Regions from separate parts of the Homo sapiens genome. Here region 2 is linked to region 1. The links are chromatin contacts, found by Hi-C or POLR2A ChIA-PET in ENCODE. All regions are on one chromosome and are shown on one strand. The core of a region is the stretch at or near the end of the contact, and the rest is flanking DNA. Distances in the headings are between cores, read along the strand shown.

Region 1 (4,888 bases), core at 193-2,692:
GGGCCGGGTCTGAAAGAATGTGGAGTTCCAAACTCCAGGCGGCTCCCGGGCATGCGCAGTAGCGCCGCCCCTCCCGTCCGCTTCCCGAGTGATTAACTTCTGTTTTGAACCACTCCACATAAATCACGACAGAAACGCCACCTCCAGCCCACAGCGGAACACTCGGGGGACCTCCCAGCCAGGGACTCAATTTTTGTTAACTTCAAAAGGGACTTCACACTCTGACCTTTCGGGGTGTTTTGTGTGGTTTCTCCACCCCCCGTCCCCCTCCGGTGTATTTTGTTTTTAAACCAAACTGACGGCAAGTTTTAGTTGTAAAGCTTCCAGAACACTTCGTGGAAACAATGACAGCCTTGCTCTTTGCACTTACAACCAAGCCTGCTTGTCACATTTGGACGCATTTTGACTGCATGCCGCTTGAAGCTGCTGGCCCTGGGTGCTAACTCTTCCTCCTGCCCCAAAATTCATCGTGGGAAAACTTTTAGAGACTGGGGATTTGTAAAAGTCTAGCTTTCCAAAGCTGTTTACACCCGAGGGCGATGAGGGGGTCCAGAATCGCATTCCTTCGATCGTAAAAACACCACATCCCTAAAGAACAGTGCTAGGGCCCGGCTGGGAGTAGGGGGGCGGCGGGGGCGGGGGCGGGGGGAGCCTAGGAGTGGAACTTTCAGACAAAGCCGCGGCGGTCCCGCGGCCCCGGCCGCCTGGGTCCGGATCGGGAAAAACGAGGGGCTGGGTCCTCCCTACTCGGACCCCATATCCCCAGCACGCGAGAAAGAGCGAGAAGCCACGCGGCGGCTGGGCCGAGCGTGGGGTGTCGGCGGAGACAATGAAACTTGCAGGCGCACAAACAAGGCGCTGAGCGTGTTTCTTGACAACGTGCCAGCAGCGTGGAGAGGCTCGCCCCACAACAGCCCCTCGTGTTGTGTCTAGCAGGAAAACAGCCGCTGCCGTTTCAGACGCAGCCTCAACAAAGAGCACGGCCGCCACTCCAGCATGAGAGCCCCTGGGCGGAAAAGTCCACCAAGTGACTCCGCGCGGCGCGGCCCGGCCAGCACGTTTCCCCGGACTCGCGTCTTCTGGTGCGCGCAGCCCGCGGCCGCCTTACCTTTCTTGCCTTTCATTCTGGATCTCCCCTCCCAGCGCGAGGCAAGGCGGGGGTCTGGAGGGGCCAGGAGCGGGGACACAGGGGATAAGCGAACGTCTCCTTCACAGCCGACTCTCCCGTAACTTGTAGGACGTGCTCCAGCCGTTATTGCTAAACAGGACGCTCTGATCCCAGGCGCCCGCTCCTTGGGTGGAATTCAAGTGACACTTGGGCTTCCTCCCGCCGGGATCTTCTGGCAGCCGGCCGGGGGCTCTCCCTCGCCCAACTCTCTCCCCTCCCCTCTCCGCTCCTTTGTTCCCTGCTCCTGCTCGGCGCACCTCGGCGCTGTCAGAGTGAGAGAGGCGAGGAGGGAAGGTACAGGAGGTCCTGCCTCCGCCCCCAGCCGCCCGCCCCGTCCCCCTCCCGCCCCGCCGCTCCTCCGCCCCTCCCCCGCACCTTCCAGCCGGGAAGACTGGACCGAGCGCGGCGGCCGCTGTCACTCGTCCCTCGGGGGCGGCGGTGCGGACGCGGGGGGTGGCCGGGTCCAGAAACACGATCCTTTCCGCCTGCCGCGCACGGACCGCCCGCATCCCTCGCCCGGCGGTGGGGGCACCAGCCGAGCGCCCCAGGTTTCTCCCTTGGGCCTTTCTTCCCGGGGCTGGCGAGGGTGCGTTTGGTTCGGAAACTGCAACAGATGGAAAAAAGGACACCTCCCTCCTTCCCTCCTCCACCCCCGGGAAGAAAAGCCTCCCCGTCTCGTTTTTGACAGCTGCCCCGAACTCTACTGGCCCTGCTCTAGCCGCACGAGACAGCCGCCTCTGATTCAAGGGGCGGGGCACGGGAGGAAAAGTATTCGAGACAAGAACCAACTTCTTCCAGAATGCGCGGCTGCCATTGACACGCGGGCGCGGCGCGGCGCACCCTTCTCCTCCCGGGGCTCTTCCTCCAGCAGCGACAGTGGGAGGTCGGCGGGGGTGGGGCGGGGGGGAATGATGAGACACAGCCTAAACGAACGTCTGTTCCCCCGGGCTAAAGCTGCGAGTTCCGGACTGGATTGCAAGGCAGTTTCGAAATCTGACACGTTGCGGACAGACACTTGTCACGCTCACATGCTCTTTAAACGTCTCTGCCCGGGGACGGCCGGGCGCGCGCCTGCCTCACCAAGACTCCGCCTGACACCCCGAGTCGCCGAACCCCGGCAGCGGCCACTTTTATAGCTAAGGGGTGACCACGCCGTGCCTGCTCGTCTGTTTCGGTCAACAGTGTCTACTCTTCGGATTGGAACCCTGCTAGGGGATCCCTCCTCCCATTTCAAACAGAAACTAGCCATTAAGTAAACACCCGTTCCTGTTGGCTTATTTTGGTCCACAGTTAGGAGGGATCCAACAGGAGTTTCTTGATGAAATTGCGCTTTCAAAGACCAGATGCTGTTTGGCTGACTTGAAGAAACGCATGCCCCCTCCTCTGGTTCTAGTTTTCGCGTGGTTACGTCCTGTTGTTTTGAAGCAAACGAACTGTCACATGCCACACAATGAGACTTCCCCCATCACTTTAAAAAAAGGAAAGAAAAGCCCTAAACGTAAATAAGCCTAGCAGAGACAGCGCCCGGGTCTGCCTCCAGTCTGGGCTCTGTGCTGTTTTTGTTCGGTAACCTCGGTGGAGATCCCGGCAGAAGAAACTCTGTGGAAATAAGATTAAACCCGAGGAGTACTAAGACGGCCAAGGGATAACTAACTCGACTTCGGAGCGTCTGTTTCAGGAACTAGAGCTAGCCTGCCACCCTCCCTCAAAAAAAAAAAAAAAAAAAAAGACACCCCCGCCCCTAGAATGCGTGGAGGCCAGAGTTTAAAAAGCCTGGGTGGTTTTTCCAATTACAGGACTAAAATGAATCAACAGGGAAAAAAAGCGTCTCTCTAAGAAGGCAGCAACCTTACGATTTTTTTCTTCTGTGGTTTGCTGACTGCTCGGGACAGAAGAGAACACACACCTAAAACGGCTCGGGGGGAGCGCGGTCCTGGGGACAAGCCACCCGCCCGGACGCTGCCCTGCAACTGCCGGGAGCACAGTTCCTTCCCGGACCTGGCTGCAGATGAATCAGCTGCTGCGCCCGGTGCGGGACAGATGTGGCGCAGGGAGGGGGCCAGCGCCCCCGCCGCCCGTTAGAGGGGGCCGCCTCGCTATTTCGTTTGAAGGGTTGTCTGTGGCTGGGATTGGTGGCTCCTATCCGCTGGGGAGCCGGGAGCGGAGGGAGGAGAGACGCAGGGAGGAGGAGCCGGGGGCTGGGCGACGCTGCGACTCCGCGGCCTGAGTGGCAGGAGCCTCGTCTGGAACCGGGCGGTTACTGGGGAGACGCTTTGTTTGCTAACTTCGAAAGCGGCTTCGGCTGCCTCGGCCGCTTTCGAAGCCACTCCACAAAACACGCCTTCGGTCGGTTTAACCCTACCTCCCCCCCCGCCCGCTTTAGCCAGCTCGAGACAAAAATGTTTCCCTCTTCCCCGTGGTTCTCCTTGGCCACGCGGTGGCTCTCATTATGTACACAAAGGTAGCTTTGCTTTCGTCCAAGTGGACTTGGCTAATGACTGCGATTCTCAGGCAACCGAGATGGGAACCGAGAATTGGAAAGGGTTTATAGCTTGAAAACAAACTTTCCAGGAGAAGGGGGGAGGGGCGGAGACAATTGAAAGCCTCTTTCGAATTAGGGGGAGGAAAAAACGGAGATGTGAACTCACCTTGGCTAGAAGTCAGGCTTGATCGGGCCAATGCACAACTTTTGCCCGAGCAAGTCATATCCAAACGGTTGTTAAAGCTGGCGAGGCACTCCAAAGAGAAACACTGGCACAATTCTGTGATGTAGCGAAAGCTTACAGCCCAACCGCTCCCGTAGATGCACCCCCACTGCCTCCCCCCAGCCAACGCTGATCTCAAACTTGTTTGGAGTTTCGGATTCTTGGTGCATTCTGGGAAGAAAGTGCCTAGGGTCAGCGCAACGTAACAAAGGGAACAGCCTCAAAAAAGTGGGCTTCAGATACCAGCAATTGCTTAGGGTATTTTTTGTTGATTCGTTTTTCTCGAGGTGGAAAAACAAGTTTCATTTCTAGCTCTGTCAGTCCCTTCCAGTCTCGGGGCCTTGCTATAAAACGGATTCAATGACTTTTAAGATTCTTTCCAGTGCTTTTTTTTTTTTTTTAAAGTATATAGATTCAAATTTGCTACATATTATTTGCTGATTCATATGAATGTTACTTGAATTGGGAAATTGCTTGAGTAAAATTGAGGCGTTGCTTGGTGCTGGCGGAGGCTACTGATAAACGTTTTTCACCATTATTTTTTTTCTCTCCAGGCACACATAGTTCCTTTTGGCGTCTTATCTTCTGAAGCTGCCTCAAGGCCAAGCAAAGAAAGTTGTTAAAAAGTTAAGTTACTTTTCACAGCCTGCAAACCCTTCAAAGGCAAGAACTCAAATAGAAACTTGGAAAGGCAGATAAGCCAGAAAAGTGTACTAATAAACGCACTTAATATGATTATTTTTTGATGCCAGGTCCACCAAGTGAAGATTGGAGGATGTATTTGTTTCTTCTACTCAACAACAATTGATAAAGCATGAGTTCCATCAAGGACTGTGTTCTAGGTGGAGAAAGGGTGACTCACCCAGTCATTGGATCTCTTTCACTTCCAGTCTCTGGAAGGCAGATATCTTTATAAAATATGCAGACAGCTAGGCTCTAAACACTGGACAAGAGGTCTGTAATCATCCAGTCACATCTCAGGTCAGAGGGTCTTGGACTGCTTAAGAAAGAGCTG
Region 2 (5,170 bases), core at 757-3,256, 49 kb after region 1:
TGACATTCTTCCTGTGTGTGTCTGTCTTCACATGGTTATCATCCTGTACCAATCATAGTGGATTAGGAGGCCTCCCCATTCCAGTATGATCTCATGTTAACTAATTAGATCTTCAATGATCCTATTTCCAAATAAGGTCACATTCTGAGGTTCTGGAGATTAGGATTTCAACATATGTTTTTTGAGGGGACCCAGTTCAACCACCACACCATCTTAATTGGGTTTCCTTGTCTAAAAGGACTCGATTTCAATCACTTACTGATGAATAAATGTATGATTAGCTAAAAATTCTCAAAATTAACTCATATAAATACCTACACAATTTCCTAAAAGGAGAGTAAAATTCCTTTTGAAGGAAACCTGATGTTTTCATCTTGAATCTGTATTGGAATCATGTCATTGAAATATTTCACACTAGTGGATGGTTTTTATTTTGAGTTAAAATATTGCAAAGATTAAAATGTACCCAGGAGTTACTGTCATCACATTAGAAGTAACAGAATCACATTCATTCCTAAAAAGCATAGTCTCACAGACAAGTAGTTTTAGAGTATTAAAACAATGCATCATGATAAAAACTAGATCTTTTTAGAATGTAAAGATTTCTTTGGAGTACTTCACTCTTTGTAGAATCTGAAGAAAAACAATAACTAAAATCAGTGTGGAGTTCACCTCAGTGCTGAGTTTAATTATTGTCTTGCAAATATTTACAATACTATTGTTTTATTGCAGATGGCTCTTCCAGAAATGTCAAACTGCCCATTATGACTGGATGTACCTACTGTATACTAATATTTTCTTTCTGTTAATAGATAGCAGTTATTTCAAATATACAAACAGGATTATTTCATGTATGTAAATAATTACAGACTGTTTTTTGTTACTCAGATATCTACTGTATTCCTTATAAAAATGAATGTCAATAGAACCTGAATTCCCCGGGTCGAAACAGTGATCTCTCTGGGCTATAGCACAGGGCCCCTCTCAGATGTCTAAAACCATTAGGAGTGACAAAGCTGTACTTTCAAAAAGGCACATATTTACATATGGCTTGAATAAATAATTTTCCCTCTAGTTGCAGTTCTGTTACTTGTATGGTTTCATTTCCCTTCACTTACTATCAATCACTGTCCCCCATCACCCACAAAGACAGTCTGAGTATAAGGTAATATCATTTTCTGGTTATATACATTTCTCTTCTAAGATTCAGGATATATGGTAGTTCATGTATTTAACAAAAGTAACCTGAATGTTCCCCGGGTCCTCCAGCTTTCAACATGCTTGTGGGCATATGTATGAACTTGGGTGTGTGTATGTGGCCAAGGGAACACGTCTATTTAAAGCCTATACAAAGCAGCTGAAACTCCCACCCTACTTGTCTGCAGCAAGTCCAATTTCCTCCACAGCCGTTTCTGAGTCTCCTTCAAGGTAGGTGAGGGTTGCTTCTCTTTTTGACATTTTCTTTTTTTTTTTTTCTTTTTGAGACAGAGTCTCATTCTGTTGCCCAGGCTGGAGTGCAGTAGCATGATCTCAGCTCAGTGCAACCTCCACCTTCCAGGTTCAAGTGATTCTCCTGCCTCAGCCTCCAGAGTAGCTGGGATTACAGGCACCCACCAACACGCCTGGCAAATTTTTGTCTTTTTAGTAGAGATGGGGTTTTGCCATGTTGGCCAGGCTGGTCTTGAACTCCTGATCTCAGGTGATCCACCTGCCTTGGCCTCCCAAGATGCTGGGATTACAGGCGTGAGTCACCATGCCTGGCCATCCTCTTCACACTTTCATTCTGGTTATCTTGTCTCAGATCTTATACTCCCCACACCTCAAGGCTTCTCTGCCATTCACCTCTGGCTGTTTCATAACTATTTTTCAGCCTGCTACCCTTCTCCGTCACCTCTTCCCCTCCTACACTAGGTGCAGAGCCCTGGGCCTTATTTTTCAAAGGATGGAAGGCAAGGCTGCCATGTTTAAGACTTTACATGGGTAGAGATGGACACAAAGGAACTGTTCTGCAGAAAAGGGAACCTTAAATCTGGATATCTATTATCACTGCTAGTGCCACCCGTTGGCCACACTCCTTCAGTTGAAATCCCCTTGGGCCATCTGTTTTCCATCCTCAGCCTACCACTTTGTTGTTCAGGCTCAGTTCCTCCTTTTCATCTCCCTCACTTCTACTACTTTCAGGTATAAGAAGCAAAAATCTTGTAGAAATTATAAAGAAAATCTCTGCTCAAGACAAAGACACTCCCTGCCTTAGTCCATTTTTTGTTGCTTTAACTGAATACCTAAGACTGGTAATTTATAAAGAAAAGAAACTTATTTCTTATAGTTCTAGAGGCTGGAAAGTCCAAGAGCATTGCACCAGCCTCTGATTAAGGGCCTTCTTGCTACATGATAACATGAAAGAGAGCATCACATGGTGAGAGGGCAAGAGGGTGAGTGTCACCTGAGGCTTCTCTTCCTCTTCTCATGTAGCCACCAGTCCTGTTGTGGGTCCCCCACCCTGATGACCTCCTCTAATCCTAATTGCCTCTGAAAGGACTCATCTCCAATCAGCATTTGAATTGGGGGATTAAATTTCCAACATGTGAAGTTTGAGGGGCACATTCAAACCACAACATTCTGTACCTTTACATTATTGAAAGTTATATTAATGACAGCATTATATTATTAAACAACACCTACCATCTCAGTCTGAAATATGTGCATTCAGATTATTCAACCGCTAGCTATCCTTAAGAAAGATGAACTGAAAGGGCTCAGAAAAGTTCCCTTCTAGAACAAAATAAAAATATCTTCCAAGCTTCTACTTCAGAATACAGGCACCACTCCAGTTTTAAACTAGCACTTTAAAATTCTTTCTGCTACTGAAATTTTTTTTTTTTTGAGACAGAGTTTCACTCTTGTCACCCAGACTGCAGTGCAATGGTGTGATCTCAACTCACTGCAACCTCAGCCTCCCAGGTTCAAGCGATTCTCCTGCCTCAGCCTCCCGAGTAGCTGGGGATTACAGGCACCCACCATCATGCCTGGCTAATTTTTCTATTTTTAGTAGAGACGGGGTTTCACCGTGTTGGCCAGGCTGATCTCAAACTTCTGACATCAGTTGATACACCTGCCTCAGCCTCCCAAAGTGCTGGGATTACAGGCGTGAGCCACTGTGCCCAGTCTCTGTTACTGAAATCTTTCAACAATATCTATTTAAGATCTCTTATGGATTCTGTATTACCATATTAGTGACATGAGAGATCCCAAAGAATAGGGACTTTTTCTGGCCTCCAGAGGTTCCATGACATAAGACCACTCATTGAATTTGGATTCTAGTGCTGGCTGTGTTACGTGTTGGCTAAGTGACCTTTGACAAGTCACCTAAGCTCTCAGAACTTTAGTTATCTCACCTGTAGAAGGAGGAGAATAATACCAGCCTCAAAGTGCTTTTGGGGTTTTGTAAGAAATAAGTGAGAACAATTGTTAAAAAAAAGTAAGGACTTACACAACTGTGTGCAAATATACACTGTTACAAGAACTAAATCTTGGTTTATTCTAAGAAGTTCTTGTGATGAGCAGACATCGTGAAAAGTATTTTTTATGGATTCCAGGATGTTTCTTGAAGCTGATTAGAAGCTGGAAAGAAGAAAGGGGGACTTTTTGAAGGCAGAGTCACTCATAATATCTCTGCCCAGTTCCCCAAAGTTATGTCAGACTCCTGAGCAGATTGGGGTACTATAATTGTATTAGTCAGGATTCTCCAGAGAAACAGAACCAATAGGAGGTAGATGCAGATAAAGATGCAGCTATAGATATAGATAGGATACAGAGATTTATTATAAGAAATTGGCTCACATGATTAGGAAGCTGAGAAGTCCCAAGGTCTTGCCATCTGTAAGCTGGAGACCCAGGAAAGTCCAGTCTTAGTCTGAAGGCCTGAGATCCAGGGAAGCCCACGTTGTAAATCCCAGTCCAAGGGCAGGAGAAGACCTCCCCTAACTCAAGTAGCCAGGCTGGAAGCAAAAGGGGGCAAATTCTTCCTTCCTCCACCTTTTGTTCTTTTCAGGCTGGAAATGAATTGGATGGTGCCAACCCACATTGGAGAGAGTAATCTACTTTACCAAGTCCACTGATCCCGATGTTGATCTCAGACAGAAACACCCTCACAGGCACACCCAGAACAATATTTATTTATTTATGTTTTATTTTTTTTTTGAGATGGAATTTTGTTCTTGTTGTCCATGCTGCAGTGCAATGTGCGATCTCAGCTCACCACAACCTCCGCCTCCTGGGTTCAAGCGATTCTCCTGCCTCACTCAGCCTCCCAAGTAGCTGGGATTACAGGCACCCACAACCATGCCTGGCTAATTTTTGTGTTTTGTAGAGACAGAGTTTCACCATGTTGGCCAGGCTGGTCTCGAACTCCTGACCTCAGGGGACCTGCCCAACTGGGCCTCCTAAAGTGCTAGGATTACAGGTGTGAGGCACCATGCCCAGCCCCCCCAGAACAATATTTAATCTGAGCACCCCTGGCACAATTAAGTAACTTTAAGACATGTGAAATTAACTATCACAATAATAAACTAAAAGGGGAGGCCAAATAGCAAGCTTTCAAATGTGTGCATTGTATGAAAACTGGAGCTCCAACTGGGCGCGGTGGCTTACGCCCGCGATCCCAGCACTTTGGGAGGCCGAGGTGGGTGGATCACTTTGAGGCCAGGAGTTCAGGATCAGCCTGGGTAACACAGTGAAATCCGTCTCTACTAAAAATAGAAAAAACTAGCTGGGCATGGTGGCACACACATGTAATCCCAGCTACTCAGGAGGCTGAAGCATGAGAATTGCTTGAACCCAGGAGCTGGAGGCTGCAGTATGCTAAGATCTCACCAGTGCAGTCCAGCCTGGGTGACAGAGCAAGACCCTGTCTAAGAAAAAAAAAATTATATATATATATATATATGAAAGAAAGAAAACTGGAGCTCCAGCCTCCTGGGTAACAGCTGGGTTCCTCGATTAAAAATCTTGTCCTGACAATAGCAGCAAGACCTTGGCTAAGCTACTTAAACTTTATTTATCTCAGTCTCATAATTTGTCAAATGTGCATCCAATCACACCTGTTTCATAGTGTTTCTGTGAGGAGTCAATAAGCTAATACATCTAAGGCTTTGGGAGGGTGCATGACAAT

Evidence for each region. Hi-C counts contacts between places; a loop is a spot of excess contacts on that map. ChIA-PET counts read pairs that join two places held with the same protein, here RNA polymerase II (POLR2A). Pooled maps may share reads with other maps.
Region 2: a map of B cell shows a loop between it and region 1 (6-fold over the local background). The contact joins the enhancer-like site here to the promoter of TGIF1 in region 1. A Hi-C loop is called at or near these places in 13 of 168 maps with a recorded cell type or tissue (B cell, CD4-positive, alpha-beta memory T cell, Calu3 and 10 more), 29 of 37 single-sample maps with no recorded cell type and 16 of 50 pooled maps. POLR2A ChIA-PET finds 5 or more read pairs at or near these places in 30 of 52 experiments (A549, A673, AG04449 and 26 more).

The regions. Positions count from the first base shown.
Region 1 is chr18:3,446,726-3,451,613 of GRCh38, reverse strand. TGIF1 (TGFB induced factor homeobox 1) reads right to left here and starts at 1,442. Exons shown (of 3, transcript NM_003244.4): 1 at 1,109-1,442. The coding sequence starts at 1,124. It overlaps LOC124904237 (a long non-coding RNA gene), which reads left to right and starts at 958. Exons shown (of 2, transcript XR_007066269.1): 1 at 958-1,082; 2 at 4,428-4,608. RefSeq lists enhancers at 1-125, 2,213-2,402, 1,990-2,609, 2,503-2,642, 2,610-3,231 and silencers at 703-752, 1,393-1,552, 1,583-1,692, 3,353-3,422.
Region 2 is chr18:3,398,012-3,403,181 of GRCh38, reverse strand. No RefSeq gene overlaps it. Among named protein-coding and RNA genes, the nearest start is that of TGIF1, 50 kb to the left of the region's middle. Within about 2 kb of position 2,006, at least 3 of the 41 ENCODE cell types and tissues checked have a DNase peak (open chromatin) inside an H3K27ac peak, as active enhancers do; they include B cell, GM12878 and OCI-LY7, where a contact is called at or near this core.